Regions from separate parts of the Homo sapiens genome. Here all the other regions are linked to region 2. Evidence: chromatin contacts called from ENCODE Hi-C or POLR2A ChIA-PET data. All regions are on one chromosome and are shown on one strand. Each heading gives the region's core, a stretch centred on a gene start or an enhancer-like site at or near the end of the contact. The rest is flanking DNA. Distances are from core to core; before and after follow the strand shown.

The links. A loop is a pair of places that touch in the nucleus more often than their neighbours do. ChIA-PET counts read pairs that join two places held with the same protein, here RNA polymerase II (POLR2A). Pooled maps may share reads with other maps.
Region 1: a loop to region 2 is called in a map of ovary, with 30 times the contacts of the local background. The contact joins the enhancer-like site here to the promoter of IFT52 in region 2. A Hi-C loop is called at or near these places in 1 of 168 maps with a recorded cell type or tissue (ovary). POLR2A ChIA-PET finds 5 or more read pairs at or near these places in 1 of 52 experiments (naive thymus-derived CD4-positive, alpha-beta T cell).
Region 3: a loop to region 2 is called in a pooled map, with 18 times the contacts of the local background. The contact joins the promoter of DHX35 here to the promoter of IFT52 in region 2. A Hi-C loop is called at or near these places in 5 of 50 pooled maps.

The regions. Positions count from the first base shown.
Region 1 is chr20:47,358,645-47,362,068 of GRCh38, reverse strand. No RefSeq gene overlaps it. Among named protein-coding and RNA genes, the nearest start is that of ZMYND8, 3.7 kb to the right of the region's middle. RefSeq lists enhancers at 990-1,284, 1,155-1,304, 2,650-2,944, 2,509-3,116, 3,117-3,424 and cis regulatory regions at 892-1,547, 3,050-3,263. Within about 2 kb of position 1,573, at least 35 of the 41 ENCODE cell types and tissues checked have a DNase peak (open chromatin) inside an H3K27ac peak, as active enhancers do; they include ovary, where a contact is called at or near this core.
Region 2 is chr20:43,589,119-43,592,516 of GRCh38, reverse strand. IFT52 (intraflagellar transport 52) reads right to left here and starts at 1,580. Exons shown (of 14, transcript NM_016004.5): 1 at 1,463-1,580. RefSeq lists an enhancer at 1,389-1,458.
Region 3 is chr20:38,960,771-38,964,578 of GRCh38, reverse strand. DHX35 (DEAH-box helicase 35) reads right to left here and starts at 2,235. Exons shown (of 22, transcript NM_021931.4): 1 at 2,172-2,235. The coding sequence starts at 2,211. RefSeq lists an enhancer at 1,901-2,210 and a silencer at 2,251-2,370.

The sequences.
Region 1 (3,424 bases), core at 324-2,823, 3.8 Mb before region 2:
GCAGGCGGATCACGAGGTCAGGAGATCGAGACCATCCTGGACAACATGGTGAAACCCCCGTCTCTACTAAAGACACAAAATATTAGCTGGGTGTGGTGGCATGTGCCTGTAATCCCAGCTCCTCAGGAGGCTGAGGCAGGAGAATTGCACGATCCTGGGATACGGAGGTTGCAGTGAGCTGAGATTGTGCCACTGCACTCTAGCCTGGGCGACAGAGTGAGACTTTGTCTCAAAAAAAAAAAAAAAAAAAGGGAGAGAAAAAAAAATAAAAGGATCACTGGCAGCCTGGGTGGTACAGTGTGTGTATGTGTGTGTGAGTGCATGTGTACAAGCGTTTGCAAGGGCGGAAGCAGAGAGCTCAGGTAAGATTCTTGCAACCATCCGGATGGGAGATGGTGTTCTACTGAGCTCTAATATATGTCAAGTGCTGTGTTCAACTCTTGAGGGCATGATGGTGAAGAATTCAGACAAGGTCCTTCCTTGCCTCGTGAAGTGCTCAGCCTGGTGCACAGTTTCTCAGCCTCTGCACTATTGACATTTGAGGCTGGCTAATTCTCCGCTGGGGGGTCTTGTCCTATGTGTTGTAGGATGTTTAGCAGCACTAGATGCCAGTAGCACTCCCCACTTCCCTGAAAGATCTTACAACCCAAAATGGAGACAACCCAAAATGTCCCTAGGCATTGCTAAATGTCCCCTTGCGGGGGCAAAACCACCGGTCCAGTGGGAGGGAGAAACAGAGCGAACGAATCTATAGTCTTCTGCCCATAAAAGTAATTGCTAGGAAGAAAAAAGAGTAGGGCCTGAGTTTTCCTGCTTTTCATTTTCCTTCTGCTCCTGCATCCCTTGCTCGGCGCCCCACCCGCGCTGTGGCCATCTGCCTGATGAGGGGCGACCATCCACCCCCTGCCCTTTCCACTAGCCCTTTTTGTTTTCCCTCCCGCCGTTTGCCTAATCCTGCCAGTCCCTCCTAGAAAGAGGTAAAAAAACAAAACAAAACCAAAAAACCCCACACCCCTCTCCTAGTAGGCATCTTCTCCAAGGGAGGGAGGCTCCTATCTGCCTCTTTGTGGCTGTAACATGACACAGTCAGCTCCGGGCTCTGAAGGTGAGCCCTTCTGTCACCGTGCCCGAAGTTGGCCTCGGTTCTAATTGGCCAGAAAGGAACAAAACAAAACAAGATATTTAAAACACTTCCCTGACTCAATCCTGTCCATTTCGCGTAACGGTCAGAGAGGCCTGCTGTAGCTGGAGGCCGATAACTGCAAGTGTGCTTATTTTTGTAGGCAGCCGAACAGGCTATCTCGGGATGCAGCTTGTGGGGCCGCTCCTGCTGCTGCTCGCCTGGCTGGAGGCCAGCGGAACGGGCGAGCCATTTCAGGGAGGCCAGGCCTCAGCTCGTAAGGTGCTGGGGGAAGGGAGCTGGGGCCAGCCTTTCCTCTCCCTCGAGACCAGTGTTGTTACTGTGACACTCTGCCTGGCTCCCCACAGCCTGATTCTGTACCCCAATCCTCTCTGTACCCTGGGAATATTAAGAGAGACACGTTTTAATCTATTTTTATTAGCTCATTGCTTATTAATATCACCAAAGAACCTGCTTGTTTAGGCCTGTGCTGGCTTTTCTAGCCAGAGGCAGAATGATTGGACTGTTTTCTTCCCTTTCCTTAAAGGGCTTAAAGCCAGGGTTTCCCAACCTTGGACATTTTGGATCAGATACTTCCTTGTTGTGGCGGGGCTGGTCTTGTGTACTTATAGGATGTTTTGCATCATCCTTGGCCTCTACCCACTGGATACCGGTAATACAACCTCCCTAACTGTGACAACCCACACGTCTCCAAGCATTGCCAAATGCCCCCTGAAGGGCAAATCCCCCCATGGTTGAACCACTGGTTTCAGGGAATATAAAAGCCTAATTTTAGAGATGGCAAAGTGTTCCCCCTTGACATCTTGCATCTTGCTGGAGGTTGGGAGGGAGAGGGTCGCTTCCTCTGGGCCTCAATCTGTAATGAGGGGCATTTGAATGAGTCTAATCTAAAAGTTTCCTTCAGCGCCATCATTCAATACTGAAAACCCACCTCAAAAGGGTGGGTCTTCAGGTTGCAGCATTGAGTTGTGATGATGCCACTGCACTCAAGCCTGGGCGACAGAGCGAGACACTGTATCAAAAAACAAAAAAGCAAAAAACTGGTCTACCTCCTAAAAGAAAACACAGATTATGCAGTTGCTGTTCGTAGGTTTCAGCCTCATTGTTTCTGCTGTGCTTGGTTCGGCTTTGCTTTTGCTTCTTTCTTTAGAGCCAGGAGAAGGTACAGAGTTTAGGGATGTGAAGTGCTAACGGGGTGGACATCTGATCTCTGGCACTTCCCAGCTGTGTGACCTTGGGCAGCTCACTTCACCTCTCTGGGCTTAGTTCCAGGTTTCTAACAATGCCACCTACTTCAGGAATCAGTCTATGTAAAGCACTAATTTAGAAGTAACTGCTGGGATACTCACTGCAGTGGGGCTTTAAGAGGAGCTGCTGAATGGATTTCTAGATTGAGACCTGCAACATTTGGTTTTATTTCCTGCTTATCAGCCACATTCCATGAAGCCCAGGACCAGCCCTTCGTAGGCCTGCCCCAGGCTTTCTTTTCAATCTGTGTTCCTCCCAGGATTCCATCTGCCACCATACTTTTGTGTCTGTCCCCAGCCGAATTGCTGTTTTCCAGATAACCTCAGACCTACCCGAATGCCAACAGCATTCCTCAAACAGAGCAGAGCTGCCAGAATAAGCCAGCAGCTTCCTGCTCTTTGCCCCAGAAAACATTTCAAGTGATCAAGTGATCAGAGAGAGGGAGGGAGGCGGGGAGGATGCTGTAGCTGCTTATGCAACAAGCTTTAATCCCAGGTTAAAATCCACCACGCACACCAGCGGCATATTTTATTTCCTCATTGGTTCGTGGACTTAGCTGCATGGGAGATCTGCCACCAACCCCACAGTCCTGTTTGTTCCCCTCAAAGCAGCACCCGCAGAAACAAACAGCATTCCATATGGGATGGCGGTGGAGGGCCGCTGCCCACACAGCTAGGAGGGTGAGCACGCACTGCTTCACTGTGGCCTCCACCTCTCGCCTCCTCCCATTTAGTCTCCCCATGCAGCTTTCTACCTCCAGGAAGAGCAGGCCCCTCCCTTTTGGTGAGGCCCAGGCCTGCTGTCCTGAGCCCTGGAGCTTTGTCAGGTTGGGTGGCCATGGAGCTGTCCCTCCCTGCAGCTTGGCCTCAGCAGCCTAAAACAGTAACAACAGCAACATCCTGTCCGTTTTTATAAAGCCTGGGTCCTGCCCTGCCGTACAGTGAGTTTCGATTCCCAGCTCGTTCCTGAGCCTGTTTGATATGAGATTCCCGGCCAGGAAGAATTTATGTACAAGCAGTGGGCATCTGTTGTCCA
Region 2 (3,398 bases), core at 331-2,830:
CCACAACCTCTGCCTCCCAGATTCAAGAGATTCTCGTGCCTCAGCCTCCCAAGCGGCTGGGACTACAGGCGCCCAAACACACCCGGCTAATTCGTGATGTAATTTTTTAACATTTAAATTTTAGTCCATTTGGAAATTATTGTGGTGCTCAAAATGGGCTTCATTCCTTTTTTTTTTCCTTCTTTTTCAAAGCATAGTCTTGCTCTGTCACCCAGGCTGGAGTGCAGTGGTGCAATCTCGGCTCGCTGCAACCTCCGCCTCCCAAGTTCAAGCAATTCTCCTGCCTCAGCCTCCCCAGTAGCTGGGATTACAGGCGCGCGCCATAGTAGAGACGGTGTTTCACCAGGTTGGCCAGGCTGGTCTGGAACTCCTGACCTCAAGTGATCCACCCGCTTTGGCCTCCCAAAGTGCTGGGATTACAGGTGTGAGCCACCTCGCTCGACTGGTTTAATTATTTTCTAAATTGCTAAAAAAGCTGCCTGACCCCAATTCATCTCTTCAATGCTGATTTGAAATACAGTACCACCTCGCCTATATAATAAATCCCTATATATAAATCGCTCTTATTCTGAGTTCTAATATATTTTATCTACCTGTAAGCTCCTGCTGAGTCCCAAACTTTTTAAATTAATTTATTTATTTTCAGAGACAGGGTTTCCTTTTGATACCCATGCTGGTCTCTGACTCCTGGGCTCAAGGGATCCTGCCGCCTCAGCCTACCAAGTAGCCAGGACTACGGGCCCACACTGCTGCACCCATCTTCTATGCTAGTTTAATTGCTATACCTTTATGTTATAATATCTGGTGGTTCTGGAGAGCTAATCTCCCTTATTAGCATTAATTTTAGAATTTTCCTGGCTACTTTCACATATTTATCCTTCTTTAAGCACTTTAACATCATTTTGTCCAGTTGAAAAACTGCCCCCTCCATGGTCCCACCACCGTGATACATCTATCTTTTTTTGTTCTGTTAGTTCAGCCCCTGGTGAGAGTAGCAGGTCTGCGTTCCTGTACTGTCAGACTTAGCCAGAAATGCATTTCCTTAATAATAGTATAAGGCCTTTAAAACTATAAAAATAACAAATATTTGGGTAACGCTGCCAAACCATTCTCTCGCTTTCTCTTCAATAACATTACCAGTCAAATCAGTATTTTCCCACATGAATACCGAGGGGTCGCAGCCACGACAGAAGAGAGATTAAGACTGTACGATTCCTCGTCCCATGCTCTTTCATAGTCAGCGGAACGACTAAACACCTGCACCACCCGAGGCCGTGGAGATGGGCGCCCAGCCGGGGCGCCAGGAACCCGGGCTACGTCCGCGCCCACAGTTTACTTCACCCCGGGGGACCCTGGATGTTCTATGACCGGCCCAGCGGCCTCGAAGAGTGCGGCGAGTCCCTCGCCAGCTCCCAGGCCGCACCAACGCCCCAGCCGGCCCACCACTGTTGGCGCCCTTTACCTGAGGCCCAGCGACCACCGCTCACCTGACGCCGCCCAGCATCCCGCGGCCAGGTATCCAAGGCCGCTTAGTAACCGGAGAGGCGCGTCGGTGCGCCGGGAGGCGTGGCCCAGGACGCAGCGCTAGCTCCGGCCGACGTGATGACGACAGCACGGAAGGCGCCTCTCCGTCGCAGGCGTCAGGGGTAGGCAGCCTGACTGATGTGGGGCTGTACCATTTGGTGCATGAGGGGCAAATCCAAACATAAGGAGAATTAACTTTTCACCAAAAATAAACCCATTTAATTTTGTTCTTTAGTATCAATTACGAGTAAAGACTAATAACAACGGTAGGACCCAAGTGCCCAAACTTCGCTCCACCCACAGGGAGGAGAATAGTGAAGGCTTCCAGCGCGGGGGGGTTGGAGAACGCCCCAGCTTCGATTCCCAAAGCGCAGGAGCAGAGTGGAGCCAGGCGAGGGCGGGGCCGGGCGGAAGGCTGTGCTGGACTATTAGGAACTACTTAACGGAAAAGGGTGCGCAGGTTTAGTGTTGAGAATGATAAACCGTATAATTCTGTTTTATTAACTCCGCATCTTTGCTTGCCATGGTACTAGGCTTGAGCGCCGGCGAGCATGGCGGGGAGTTAGAACTTGAATAGATTCTACAAAAATGTGAAAACTATGAACTGTATTAGGGAGTCTAACGACTAAGCTGGTCAAAAAGGCGCCCCTGTTGAGCAGAGATTTGAAGAGAGAGTGGTATTCATTAAGGCAAAGGCTGGGGAAGGGCGTTCCCGGCAGAAAGAACTGCTTGTGCAAAAGCACCACCAATACAGGTTGCCCTGCCATCGCCATTAAGATGGGAAACCAGAAGCCTGCAACTACCAACAGGCCACCCGACTACCCAGGAAAGCGCTCTGTGCCTGCCTTTAGAGGTGTGTGGATTTGTGAACAACGCTGCAGCAGCCTGGAAGACCCAAACTGAAGATTGCAGAGAGCTCTGACAGTTTTTATTTACATTTATGTTTGTCTTCGAATCTAGGATATTAAAACACATACAACTCGTGTTGCTTTCCACAATTTCTGTCACTGGAAATTTTAAAAGTGGAGACGGGCCGGGCGCAGCGGCTCTCTCCTGTAATCCCAGCACTTTGGGAGGCCGAGGCAGGTGGATCTCTTTAGCCCAGGAGTTTGAGGCCAGCCTAGGCAACATGGCGAAACCCGGTATCTACTAAAAATAGGAAAAATTACCTGGGCGTGGTGGCGCGCGCCTGTAGTCCCAGCTGCTTGGGAGACTGAGGTGGGAGGATTGATTGATTGATCCTAGGAGGTTGAGGCTGCAGTGAGCCGTCATGGTGCCGCCGCACTCTAGCCTAGGCAACACAGTGAGACCTTGTCTCAAAAAGAAAGTGGAGAACAGGGTGATTTGAGAATTCTCTTTGGTCAGATGAAGTGGCTTCTGCCTGTAATCCCAGCATTTTGGGAGGCCAAGGTGGGAGGACTGCTTGAGGCCAGGAGTCTGGGACCTGGGTAACAGTAACACCTTTTCTCTCCAATAATAATAGTAATAATAAATAAAAAAAGAAAATTAGCCAGGCATGGTGGCACACACCTGTAGTCTTAGCTACTTGGGAGGCTGAGGTGGGAAGATCGCTGGAACCCAGGAGTTCGGGCTGCAGTGAGCCATGATCGCTCCACTGCACCCCAGCCTGGGCAACAGAGTGAGACTCTGTCTCTTAAAAAAAAAAAGTTCTCTTCTTGGGGATGCTGTATTTTGGTGCAGAATTGGGTGAATACAGTTTGCAGTTAGGGTAATAATGGAAATGAAGTATTCTCACTGAAGAGAGAGTAGGCCGTCCCATTTGAAGGCTGGGACAAATCTTGGGATCTTTCTGCCTGATATGCAGTCAGTGTTTGCTACAGCACCTGCCCAGAGCATTTCTCCCACTGTTAGAG
Region 3 (3,808 bases), core at 986-3,485, 4.6 Mb after region 2:
CACACCTGTAGTCCCAGCTACTCAGGAGGCTGAGGCAGGAGAATCGCTTGAACCTGGGAGGTGGAAGTTCCAGTGAGCCGAGATTGCGCCACTGCACTCCAGCCTGGGCGGCTGAGCCAGACTCCATCTCAAAAAAAAAAAAGAAAGAAAACAAAAAAACAGTGAAGTCTAAACTTTTTAACTTGTCATGAAGACCTTTCACAATGAGGCCCTTACCTACTTTTCTAGCTTCATCTCCTGTCATACCCCAAAATATACCCTAGCACTTAACACTATCACACTGCTCTGTTATTTTGGCTTTCTGGACATTCTAAAGGCACAAATCCCATTCTGCCTTTGTTCATGCTGCACCCTTTGCTTCGAGTTCCATTTCTCTATGAAACAAAACCTTATTCATCCTTTAATGTTCACTCCAAAAATACCACCTTAATGAAGTATTTCTTATCCATACATTCAACTTTCCCTCCCTCTTCCATACTTCCATATAATTATAATAGTAACCTATCTAGTGCCAAGATCCTGTTGTGTGTTATTCTCATTTAAACCTCACAACACTACTTTGGGTAGGGTAGGTATTATACCCAATTTACAGATGGAGTAACTGAGACTTTGAGAATTTAAGTGACTATCAAGTCATCAACTTAGTAAGTGGTAGACATGATGGGCACTGCAGTCTGACTCTAGAGCTCATCTTCTTTACCACCACCTTACTCTGTCTCATTGTAAAATCTCTTCTAGAGGACATCTAACTTTATATTCAATTAAGAGAGAGACAGTAACTTGAGAGCAGAGCCCTGAGCATCTGTATTTGTCTCCTGAACACAGGATTAGGTTTTCAATAAGTGTACCCTCAATGGATGAACTAAATAATGAAATAGAACTCTTAAGAGTAATTCCACGTTCTTTAACCAAAATAGTACCCTGGTCTGATTTCAAACAATTAATTCAGCTCTTTATTATACCTAACACTTTCACCTGTTACTAAAAGCGTGAATAAATTAAAAGTATTCATTACTTAGTAAGTTCCTAGTTTTGGATGCAAATAAAACTCAGGATGGATAATTGGCTGATGACTTGAAATGCTGAACCATAAAACTGTCAAGTGACAGACTACAAATTTTTAAAAAGCATTAAACATATCTCTTGCTTGGGTTTATCTCTCACATCACTTATATGCATGGTCAGAATTTCAGAGAACCACTGAAAAATTAAAAGCTTTGCTTATATTACATTCTTGGTGTCATTTCATTTTTGCTGCAATATACTTTGCACATCCAGACCTGCAGGGGTGCAGGTGGTAGAAAAAAATCAAGCTGGTAGCTGTAATTTAAAAACTTTTGTTTTTTACAAGAAACTGTTTGCAGAGAGGAAGTAATGCATCTAGTACGGTCTGGCATATGCACATTCAGTAAAAACCTGATTAATGAGTAAATATCAAGACAAAACAAGTAAAGCATTTTGTGATTGTGATTCGTGTTAGTCTGTAAGAGAGGAAGTGGCTGGCAGCCAATATGAAGGACTGTTCCCTTTTCTAGTAGACATTCGGAGTGGACAACAATTATCCTAAAAGAAAATAACACACTTTCCCTTTTTTTGAGCATTTATTCTAAGTCTGACAACGCGTTCTGCTTGTCATTTAAGCCCACAGCATAGAAGCTATTGTTCTGCCCACTTTACAGGTAAAGAAGTCATGGCTCAGAGGCATTAAGTGACTCGCCCAAGGTCACCCTACTACAAGGCAGAGACGAAAATTCGAACCCGGACAGTCTGACTCCATAACTTGGGCTTGCAAGCCTCCAGCAGCGAGCAGCATTGTCTGTCGGGCCACAGCGCAACCCCAGGGCGCTAACGAGACACGAGAGGGAGCTTTAGGATTCCCCATCTCGCGGGGTGGGCAGGACAAGCATCAGTAACGAGGAAGACGAGGCCTGAGGAGGCTGGACCACTTTAACAAGGTCACAAAGAGTTTCTGCTCACGCTAGGGGAGCACCCCCAAATCCCTCGGGACCACTGGGGAGCCTGAGCCAGAGCTCCCCCCGCACAGAGGCGGCAGCGCCCAGCTCGCCGAGGTCAGGCCTGCGAGCAGGTCTGCTGGCCCCAGGGCGCCGGCCGCGGCGCCAAGACCGAAGTCAGGCCGCCGCATCTGCCCAGCGTTCCACCAAGGGCCTTACCGGGTCGCCAGAACTTCACCGGTCCCACGGGCGCAGCCATGTTGGGGTAAAAGGTCACGAGGCTAGCTCCACCCCACCGTCGCGCGCTAGGCCCCCAGGGCCCGGAGGGCGTGGCCCCCGAAGAGCCGCTGCCCAGACGGATCGCGCCGTGTGACGGCCACGCCCCCACAGCTACCGCCCCCGTCTGAGCCACGTGACCCACTTCCAGGCTCCGGCGAGCGCACCGGCCCCGCCCCCGAGCCCACGTGACCCTGCTCAGCCATTTTGGAGAAAAGGGCGCGCTCCTCCGCCTACCTCTTGAGCGTGGAGGGTAGATGCTTCAGGTGACCTTTTACGAGCGTGGCGTGTCCTGGATGGCGGCCGCACACTTAGGAAGAACGGGCTTTGGGAGAGGACCGCTGGCCCGAGAGTGGAACCTTGCACGCACTGGGCGTTGAAGCAGTGCTTTCTGGATTAAATACGAAATACTGATGTCACAAGCTACCTCAACTTGTCGACTTCTGTTTTATTCTCAATTTCAAATTGAAGGGTAATAATAGGAACTACCTCGTGGGTTGTATTTGTCAGTAAATATTGCGCGCCTGCTGTGGGCCCAGGTAGTGCGGCACAGTGCCCCAAATAAAACAATGCGAAATGATATGGAAGTCTTCAGGGACCTTGAGGGCAAAACGGAAAAACGGACTGGGGGTGGGGTGGAGCGAATGGGTTGGCAGAAGAGACTGAAAATGGGTAGATCAATTAAGGTAGTCCACCAACTCAGTGCTTCCTCCAATTTGATACCCTTGAGTCAAATGCTTGTTAAAAACACAGATTCTAGGCCTTGATCCAATTCTGAATCGATGTCCTGGAGCATGGCTTGGGAACCTGCATTTTGAGAAGCTCCTGAATTCTTCAGATTAACAAATTTGGGAAAGATTACACTAATCCATCAGACGAAAGGTGAGGTCAAAGAAAAAGAAATTACAGTAATCCAAAGGAGCGCTAAGAAGGGGTGATGAGCTCAAGTGGAGGAAATAACTTTCTAGGTAGGCAACTAATTGGAAGGAAGTGAGAGGCTTCAGAATCTATGCATTTTTAAAGCTGTGAAGAAAATTCTGAATTCTTTGAAAGAAGTGGCATCATTATGGCAAGAGCAGGGGCTTTTGTGGACAACCAGTCCAGACTTGGAATCGTAACTTTGCCATTTCCTAGCTCCTAGCTGTCATTTAATTTTAGTTGTAAAATGAGGTTTAAAGAGGTATTACATGAGATAACATGTAAAGTACCTAACAGTGCAAAACATAGCAGGCACTGAATCAATGTTAGCTCTCATTACCTCAACTCAGAGCAAATCCACCAGGGGGAAAAAAATCTGAATTTACCTGCATAGGTTCATGTAAGAATCTTCTTTGATTTATTTTTATAGTAATTAATGTAGGGACTCAATATCTGTTAGTCCCTCGGCCTAGAATTCTCCATCCATCCTTTAAATTATCTTTATCCCTTAAAGGGCTAGCTCTAAATTATCTATCCAACTTAAACATTCCCCCTTGTAGTCTAGGAACTGTATTCTCACTTTTGTGAGAAAAGTGACCTGTAGTTTAGTTGCCTGTAGTTTACCTGCCGCCACTATTACACAGGGAACTTACTGAGGACGA